Linked DNA regions of Homo sapiens: region 2 is linked to region 1. Evidence: chromatin loops called from intact Hi-C (ENCODE). Cell type or tissue: PC-9. All regions are shown on one strand.

Evidence for each region. Peaks named below come from ENCODE experiments on the same cell type or tissue, not always from the same donor. Only the 100,000 strongest peaks of a DNase experiment are listed, where the experiment ranks them.
Region 2: it touches region 1 in a loop (23-fold over the local background); 5 of 110 quality-filtered maps call a loop at or near these places.

What each region holds. Positions count from the first base shown.
Region 1 is chr2:128,019,739-128,024,738 of GRCh38, forward strand. All of the region lies in intron 2 of SAP130 (Sin3A associated protein 130), which reads right to left. Among named protein-coding and RNA genes, the nearest start is that of SAP130, 5.8 kb to the right of the region's middle. In PC-9, no CTCF peak of the experiment used is centred here; no DNase peak of the experiment used is centred here.
Region 2 is chr2:127,092,447-127,097,446 of GRCh38, forward strand. The region is part of intron 1 of BIN1 (bridging integrator 1); the gene reads right to left. Among named protein-coding and RNA genes, the nearest start is that of BIN1, 12 kb to the right of the region's middle. RefSeq lists enhancers at 2,951-3,622, 3,716-4,486. In PC-9, no CTCF peak of the experiment used is centred here; DNase peaks (open chromatin) are centred at 855, 2,295 and 2,545; H3K4me3 peaks cover 283 bases; H3K27ac peaks cover 2,829 bases.

The DNA of each region.
Region 1 (5,000 bases):
TAGCCAGGTGTGATGGTGCACACCTGTAATCCCAGATACTCAGGAGGCTGAGGCCAGAGAATTGCTTGAGCCCGGGAGGTGGAGGTTGGGAGATCCTGCCACTGCACTCCAGCCTGGGGGACAAGAGCAAAACTCTGTGTCAAAAAAAAAAAATTAAGTGGAAAAAAATCAGAGAACAATACTGATGTAATAAAGGAAGAGCTTGTGAAAATATTAACTCATATTTGTCTATAATTTTTCCAAAATAATTTTTTTTCTGAGCATAAAGATAATATTTACTTATGTAGAGAATTTAAATTATTTGGAGTACCATAAACAAAGTAATGTTGCCCCCAAACTTACCCCACAAAGGCACCAACACTTAAAGTTTTGGTGACAGTTCTCGCTTCTTTTAAATTTTGGGTTTTTATTCATTTGACTTTTTTTTCTTGAAGTATGATTTTCATAAAGATAAGTGCACAAATGTTAGCTGTGCAGCTCAATGGACTTTCACAAACTGAATAAACCTGAGTAAATAGCACCCAGCTCAAGATAGAAAACATTATTGGTCCCCCAGAGACCCTTAGTTTGGCCCTATTCTAGCCACTATCCTCCGAAGGAAATCAATCTTCTACCTTGTAACACTATAGATTAGTATTGTCTGTTTTTTAACTTTACGTAAACAGACTTATAACAAATACACCCTATTGTGCTTTGCCTCTTTCACTTACAGGTATGAGATTCATTCACATTAGTGTACACAGCTGTAGATCTTTCATTCTCAATGCTGTATATAGTACGACACACGAGTAACGTACAAATTATCCATTTTACTCTTAAGAGGCACTTTAGTTTTCAGTTTGTTCCTATTTTGAATAGTGCTAGTAATGTTCTTGTACGTGTCTTTTGGTGAACATATGTACCACTTCTACTCAATATATACCTAGGATTAGAACTACTGGGTAGAGAATACTGCATCATTTTTTAAAGGTGAAATGGGGCCGGGCACAGTGGCTCATGTCTATAATCCCAGCACTTTGGGAGGCTGAGGCAGGTGGATCACCTGAGGTCAGGAGTTCAAGACCATCATCCAACATGGTGAAACCCCGTCTCCACAAAAATACAAAAATTAGCTGGGCATGATGGCGGTTGCCTGTAATCCCACCTACTCGGGAGGCTGAGGCGGAAGAATCACTTGAACCCAGGAGGCAGAGGTTGCAGCGAGCCAAGACTGTGCACTCCAGCCTGGGCAACGAAGCAAGACTCTGTCTCAAAAAAAAAGTGAAATGGGATTCTATTGTATAGATGTACTATAGCTTTTAAAATCACTGTATCATTGATGGGCTTTTAGGTTATTTCCAAATTTTTGCTTTTATCAACAATCTTGTCCAATGATCTCTTCAGGAAAAAATTCCTAAAAGTACAAGTGCTGGATGAAAAGAGTGATGTGGCCGGGCGTGGTGGCTCAAGCCTGTAATCCCAGCACTTTGGGAGGCCAAGGCGGGCGGATCACAAAGTCAGGAGTTTGAGACCAGCCTGGACAATATGGTGAAACCCTGTCTCTACTAAAAATACAAAAATTAGCTGGGCATGGTGGCGGGCGCCTATAGTCCCAGCTACTTGGGAGGCCGAGGCAGCAGAATTGCTTGAACCCGGGAGGTGGAGGTTGCAGTGAGTCGAGATCGCGCCACTGCACTACAGCCTGGGCGACAGAACAAGACTCCATCTCAAAAAAAAAAAAAAACAAAAAAACAGAGAGGAAAGAAAAGACTGATATACGTTTTCTTTTTCACTATATATTGACTTTTCTCCCAGGTCATTCAGAATTTTTAAAATTTTGATCTATAAAACCTCTTTATTGGGGAATAGATTACATAGAATACCACCACTGGTTTACAAGAAAAGTTCAATAATTTTTTTACAAATATCCTCAGCAACACCAAGGAGCAGAATGGTTGGGTCAAATGGTAAGTATATGTTTAACTTTGCCGAAGTCATTTCCAAAGTGATTGTAGCATTGCCTGTTCCCATTAGCAGTATACAAGCTGCTCCTCTTCCTTACTCATTGCTTGATATACAGCCATTCTAGTGGGTTGTAGTGTGTGTCTCACTGTAGTTTTAATTAGCATTTCCATGATGACTAGTAATGTTGAACATCTTTTTATGTGATCCCAGCCCATTCATATATATCTTCTTTAGTGAAGTGCATGTTTATCTTTTGTCCATTTTAATCAATTAGCTTTACTGAGGTACAATTTACATATAAAATTCACTAATTCTTTGTGTAACATTAGATAAGTGTTCGCAAAAGTATACAGCGGTATAACACAATCATGATACAGATCATTTCCTGTTACTCCAGTGAGTTCATTCACACCCCTTTGCAGTCAATTCCCTCCCCACAACCTCTATTCTCCAGAAACCACTGATCTGCTTTCTGTCACTATGGCATAGTCTTTTCTGGAATTTCACATAACACAATCATACCATCTGTAGTCCTATGTATCTGGATTCTCTCCTTAGTGTAATGTTACTGAGGGTTATCCATAATGTTGTGTATACTGGTAGTCTGGTCCTTTTTATTGCCAAGTAGCATTCCACTGCACGGATGGACACACAACAATTTGCTTATCCTGTCACCATCTGATAGACATTTGGTGAGAACCCTGTTTTGGCTATTATGAATACAGTTTCTACGAACATGTGAATATAAGTCCTTGTATAAACATATATTTTCATTTACCTTTGATAAATACCTATGGAATGAGATTGCTCAGTGGTGTGGTAAGTGTATATTTAATTTTATAAGATATTGCCAAATTGTTTCTTGAAGTGGCTAGCCATTTTGCATTCCCAACAATAAAGTATGAGTTCTATTTGCGCTACAACCATTCCAACACTTGGTATTGTCAGTCTTTGTAATTTCAGTCTTTCTACTGGATGTGCAGTAGTTTCTCACAGTGGTTTTAATGTGCACTGCCCTGAGGATTAATAATGGTGAGCATCTTCTCATGTGCTTCTTTGGCACTTATCTAGCTCTTCTGTACTCAAATATTTTCCCGTCTTAAAAAAAATCAGGTTGTTTGTCTTTTTACTACTGAGTTATAAGTTCTTGTTTTTTTTTTTCCTGGAGACAAGATCTCACTCCGTCACCCAGGCTGGGGTGCATTGGTAAGATCTCAGGTCACTGCAACCTCCGCTTCCCAGGCTCAAGCGATCCTCCCACCTCAGCCTCTCAAGTAGCTGGGACTATAGGCATGAGCCATCACACCTGGCTAATTTTTTTTTTTTTTTGAGACGGAATCTTGCTTTGTTGCCCAGGCTGAAGTGCAGTGGCGCTATCTTGGCTCACTGCAAGCTCTGCCTCCCAAAGTTCAAGTGACTGTCCTGCCTCAGCCTCCCGATTAGCCGGGATTACCGGCACCCACCACCACGCCCAGCTAATTTTTGTATTTTTAGTAGAGACAGGTTTCACCATGTTGGCCAAGCTGGTCTCGAACTCCTGGCCTCAGGTGATCTGCCCACCTCAGCCTTCCAAAATGCTAGGATTACAGGCATGAGCCACTGTACAATTAGCCTGGCCTCGGCTAATTTTTGTATTTGCTGTAGAAACGGGGATTTGCCATGTTGCCCAGGCTTATCTCAAACTCCTGAGCTCAAAGCGATCCACCTGCCTTGGCCTCCCATGGTGCTGGGATAACAGGCATGAGCCTACTGCACACAGCCTTTATTCCCCCATAATGATGTTATGATCTTCCAGCACTATTTTACTGAAAAGACCATCAGGCGCAGTGGCTCATGCCTGTAATCTCAGCACTTTGGGAGGCTGAGGCGGGCAGATCAAGAGGTCAGGAGATCGAGACTATCCTGGCTAACACAGTGAAACACCGTCTCTACTAAAAAATACAAAAAATTAGCCGGGCACGGTGGTGGGCGCCTGTAGTCCCAGCTACTCAGGAGGCTGAGGCAGAATGGTGTGAACCTGGGAGGCAGAGCTTGCAGTGAGCCGAGATCATGCTACTGCACTCCAGCCTGGGAGACAGAGTGAGACTCCGTCTCAGAAAAAAAGAAGACTATCATTTCCCTATTGAATTACTTAGGAACTTTTATCAAAAATCAATTGGCTATATATATCTGGTTCTATTTCTAGATTCTCTACCTGAGTTGTTATGGAAGATAGAGTCTTCTGTTATTCTAGAGAATAATAATATTCTCTAGAATATTCTAGAGAAAATAACATCTAAGTTGAAACTTGAAAAAAGAAGGAATTAGCCAAATAAGTAAGTATATGGAAAGAAACAAGGAAGACTATGGCAAAAGGAAAAGAATGTGCAAAGTCCCAAAGTCGTGAAATTGGGAATTTTTTAATCATTTATTTAGAAATATGAGTAGATACCATCGAGCAGGAGTCATAAGTAGCTTAAAGTCACTTCAAGTCTAAAGAGAACTAAAATAAATTTATAACAAAAACTAAGTTGGCGGCCACCCAAGTGGCTCACACCTGTAATCCCAGAATTTTGGGAGGCCTAGGCGGGAGGATTCCTTGAGGCCAGGAGTTTGAGACAAGCCTGGTCAACATAGCAAGACTCCATCTCCATTGGAAAAAAAAAAAATTAGGTTGGCAGGAGGAAGGCTAAATAGTAAGAAATGAGGCTGGAACATTAGACAAGGGCCATAGCTCATAAGAAAACGCAGAGCAATTAAAGATGCTTCCAGCTCAGCACAGTGACTCACACCTGTGATCCTAACACTTTGGGAGGCTGAGAACGGAGGATTACTTGAGTCCAGGAGTTTGAGACCAGCTTCGGCAACATTGTGAGATCCCCTCTTTACAAAAAAATTTAAAATTAGCTGAACATGTGGCTGGGTGTGGTGGCTCATGCCTGTAATCCCAGCACTTTGGGAGGCCAAGGAGGGTGGATCACTTGAAGTCTGGAGTCCGGAGTCCGAGATCAGCCTGGCCAACATGGTGAAACCCTGTCTCTACTAAAAATGCGAAAAAAAAAAAAAAAATTACCCAG
Region 2 (5,000 bases), 930 kb before region 1:
CAGGAGCAACAGGGCCCACAGAGGCTGACCGCTGCTCAGCTGGCTGCCCCGTGTGGGAGGCAGTGCTGCTGACTAAAGGCCCCAAACACCTGCCCGCAGTCCCTAGCACCACCAGGCTCAGCCCTGAGGCCAGCCACCAGCTCAGGGGCATGCTGCAGGGGGCAGCAAGGGCCTCCCACTGACCCGCAGCCCCGGGCAAGTCACCAGCCTTCCAGAGGATCCACCCTGCAGTCCCAGTCATCATCTAGAAAGGTCCCCAGAGTGTGCCCAGGTTCCTTCACTAACACATCCAGTCCTCCTCCAAAGCTCCCGGGGAAGGGCCAACACAGTGCAGTGCACTTGGGAAGGGGAGGCAGGGACCCCATGAAGGAGAGAGGACAGAGGTCCCAGAAGCCACAGCCCACGCCTGCACCCCCTGTGCCCGAAAGGAAGAGGAGCTCCTCCTGCACTGTCCCCTCCTCCCCAAGGGCTCTCTCCATCAAGAGCAGCACAGTTCAACAGTAAGGGGCTGAGCAGACAGACAGAGGGGCCAATCCCTCTAAAAAAAAAAAAAAATCCCAGGAGGGAGCCAAAGGAGTGGGGCACAGCCTGGGGGCCCCCCCACAGATGCCAGGTCAGCCCCCAGCCACCCCCACGCTAGGGCTGTCCACAGAGAGAGGGGTCAGGGAGGGAGGGCGGAAGGGGAAGTGGGGGCTTACAGTATCACCTGGAGCCTGGCCCCCACAAGGCCCTGTCGGGGCTCAGAACACAGCACCCCAAAGTGTGGTGCTGTGGCTCACTGCAGACTCTGAACAAAGGGCATGTGAAAGGCCTCAGAGGTAAGCTCTCTGTGACCTTCTCCTGCCCTTCTGTCTCTCTCCCCTCTTTTTCCCTGCCCAGGTGAGTCATCAAAACTGGAATTTTTCTTTCCCAAGGTGAAGCATAAAGACCAAAACCCCTTTTCCCCAAAGCCAGCCATGAAACCCAGATAGTTCACTCTCTCCCACTCCCTTCACCCCTGAAGACCCTCATTCCACAGGGGTCCTGCGCTGTATGTGGGAGGAAGCCACACAACACAGAGAGGCCGGAAAGAAGCCGAGCCGACAAGCCTTGCTGGGTTCCCCCTCGGACTATCACCATTAGGTCACACCCGTTGTCCCATCATATGTCTACACGGCTGTCCATTCCTCACCAACTTATGTCTGAAAACAGACAGTTCTCTCTGGTCCTTGCATCTTCATCGTTGAAGGCTCCCGTGTCATGTAAAACATTGATTAAAGAAATGTGATGCTTTGCTCTTGGAAACCTGTCTTTCGTTAGAGCGGTGTCAGCTGTGGCCCTTATGATGGGTGAGAACGATACCACACGTTTCCGCCCCTGCCGCTCTCTCTGGACAATCCCCTCCCCTTCCTTCCTTCCCAAGGCCTCAAGCCCTACCATCTGGATCCTGAGCTAGGCCTGGACTCCCTGGACTCCTCCAGTGCTGGGGGCCCCAGGCCTAAACTCAGACAGGACGGCCCTAGAGGATACACACGGAGGGCATGGGTGCAGCTAGACACCCCCCACTGGCCTAAGGCCCTGCTCCCTGCCCTGGAGCAGGGCTGGTCCACGAGCCGGCACCCCGACCTTCAGGGTCCTCGTGTGTGAAATGGAGACACCTGTTCTCCCGTTTAATCCTCATGACAACCCTCCCACACAGGATACTATCCCACCTCACAAAAGGGGACACTGAAACTTGGAGGGGGAGTAACTTGTCCAAGGTCAAAGCACTGAGGAAGAGCAGAGCTAGGATTTGAACCTGGGGCTCTGAGACTTGAAAATCATATTCTTTCCACCTTGCTGCATTGTGTAAGGTGCTTTGCAAAGCCTTATACAAAGGCTTTTATCCTCCGAAGCCTCACATGCCAATTCACTTGGCACTGTGTGCCTACTATGTGCCAGAAGCCAGGAACACAGGCACGATGGGTCTAGCCTCCCCCTTCAGGATTGAGACCAGCAAACAGGGTTTGCTGTTAGCCCGTTTTATGGAAGTCAAAAGGAGATGAGGAGGGAGAGCAGGAGCAGGAACCTGGGGGGGTCCCGCTGCCTGCTAGCCAGGAGGCCAGTGCAACCTGGGAGCTCCGGTCCCTCTGTCTCTCCCCGCATGGCTCAGGCACACAGTCTAAGCACTGGAGTGGCGCGGAGCCGACTGCAGACTATGGGGAAGGCCTCCCTAGTCTCTCGCAGTGCAGCAGGCAGGGTGACCCGCAAGTGCAGTGGCACAAAGCCGGACGCTGGCATCAGGTTCTGTCCTTGCTGTGATCAGGGCTCCCACAGTGCTGACTCAGCTCCCCCCGCCCAGCCCTGCAGCCCACACCCATTCCTCAGGGAGGCTTCTGAAGTTGGCCCCAGGCCAGAACAGCCCAGGATCAACAGACCCTGCCCACCAGCCCCCGGGTGGTGCTGCCCCGAATGCCCTCAGGAAAGGACCCCCTCAATTGGGGAGGTTGACCCCCTCAACCATGGGGCCTCCTCCAGGCCCATGGTTCACCAGACCAGGAGAACAGGGTGGGCGGGTCAACTCGGGGAAGGCGGTGACATTCCAGCTCAGCCAGGCTGCCTTCCAGGACAGGCTGCTTCACTGAGTCCTTGCAGGGAGAGGGGACACAAATAAATAAACTCCTGGCTTGGTTTATATTTCAGAAAAAGAACAAGATTTGGGTCCTGTCCCAGGTTCAGCAAATGCATCCAATTAATTGTGGATTCTGTTTCTCAGTTTAGAACAAGAGTCAGCTCATTCCTCGTCCTGGAGTCCCCTCCCAAGCCACTAACATCCCCCAGGATCCCTGCAACTCTTTCTTTGTGGGAGGTGGGAGGTATGCTTCTCAGGAGCACAGTCAGGCCAGCTTCATTCAAATCTGATCCTCCTAGGTCCCTGGATTCCTGTCGGTACCCAGGTCCCCTGCACCATGCCTCCCTGGCGGGGTCACTGGTGGATCCCGGAGTATGGAAATCCCAAGGTGAAGGGCCTGGCTCTGTGGGTTCACCTTCCCTTTGGTGTGCCAGCCTCCTGGAGCCACCCAGGGGCCCCACTCCCACCCCCAAACATATGCCAGGTGTTCCCCAACAAAGGCAGCCCCCACACTGATTTTCATTTGAAGACAATGAAGACATCTGCACCTTAACAGTCCCTTCCAAGCTCTTCTTACCACCTCCTTCCCACTCCCTGGACTCAGGGATGGGGGTGGCAGCACCTGGGAAAGGCCAACTTGGGGCCAAGTCTGAGGCCCAAGAGGAAGGGAATCCCAGAGTTTCTCCAGCCTCTGTTCTCATCTGCCAGATGGGGCCATGGTTTGGTCCCACCTACCTCACAGGGCACAGAGAGAAACAAATGGAAAGCGGCGGGTGTGATGGTTCTTAGTAAATTACATAATGCAACAGAGGTGCAATGGCTCTGCCCCCCTGAACCTTCCAGACCCAGCCGGACCCAGCAGGAACTCAGCTGCTGCCATTCTCACTTACAGGAGTCGGGAGTTCACCTTGTTTTGCTGAGAGAGGAGTCTCCCACTTCCCGGTCCCCAGGTGGGTACACTGAGGCTTGGTGGCCCACCTGGAGCCTGTGGTCTTCCGCTACATAGCAGGTTCCTCCAGTGAGCAAGTGAGTGAATGAATAAATGATGCCAGACCCTCACCTCCACCCCCAGCCCTGTGCCCCTCATCTGGCCCCCTCCAGCCTCGGCCCCACCTGCAATCTTTCGCCCTCTCCTCCCCATTCTATCAGGGTCTAAGTCAAAGGAGAGCTGACTTCTGTCCTGGGAAGGTGAGACCATCAGCTCCCAATTTAGCTTTTTCAGCCTCTACAGGTGGTGGGGAGAGAATGGCAGGGAAGCTCACTGAAGTTCACTTTCAAGAAACCTGTCATAAGCACAGACAACAAACTCAAAACACGAAAGCCAGAATGACGCCCGTGGGCTGTCATGAGATGCTCCCTGGGAAAGAGCGTTTGCATCACCCACCAGGGAGGGCAGAGCTGCGTGCTTCCCTCACACATCCTCCCAGACCCTCCAACAAGCCATAGGCAAGTGACTTGCCCAGCGCCACACAGCGGGGGAGCAGCCCCAAGGGGATGAATTCCTTCCTCCCTATGTCCTAACTTTCCTCTTCCCCTTTCTCTCATTCGGTGTCTCCCCTCCCTTTGCCCATCTGCCTGTGGTCCCAGGGTCCAGCTCCGAGCTCCATCCACCCCATCACCTGCATCTGGCCCCTGACACATAATTAGACAGCTCATACCACTTCAGGCCAGAGAAAAAAGGGGAGCTGCCATGGGCCAAATGGATAGGAGGCCAAAGACCCTCAAGGGGTCTTTCCCACCCAGGCCTCTCTGTGCCAGAAGGGCCCCTGCTTGCCCTGGACTCAGGCATCTTGGCCTCAGCCCCAGAGAGATGGTGAGCTGAGCAAAGGTCCAAAGAAAGTAGCAGCAGCTGTTGGAAAAAAGGGCTGGGCTGGCAAAGGCTCTCCTGGCACCCACTCCTGCCAGCCCTGTGGTTCCAACAAAGCTTCTCCAGCCACAGGCCTGGTGGAAACCCCTCGCTGCCAGACACTGCCCCCATCTCCATCCACACAACAGAGACTGAGGCATTATTCACGTTACCGTGCCCACTCCCCACTCGGGGGTCTGTCCTGGAGCCAGGGGTCCCCACAGCTGGCAGGACCACTCCTCTGAGGCCCCTCCCTAGCTCTGACCCAGCTCTGCAACAAAAGGACCCCTATGGCCATCCCAGTCAACGGCCTGGCCACACAGGGCCGTGCATACAGGGGCGCCCTAAAAAGGGTGAGCGGATCCACTGATAGACCTCCCAGCCGCCAGCTCTCCAGGCCCAGCAGCGTCAGCCCTCCAGGCCCAGCAGTGTCATCCCTCCAGGCCCAGGAGCGTCACCCCTCCAGGCCCAGCAGCGTCACTCCTCCAGGCCCAGCAGCGTCAGCCCTCCAGGCCCAGCAGCGTCACCCCTCCAGGCCCAGCAGCGTCAGCCCTCCTGGTGTCA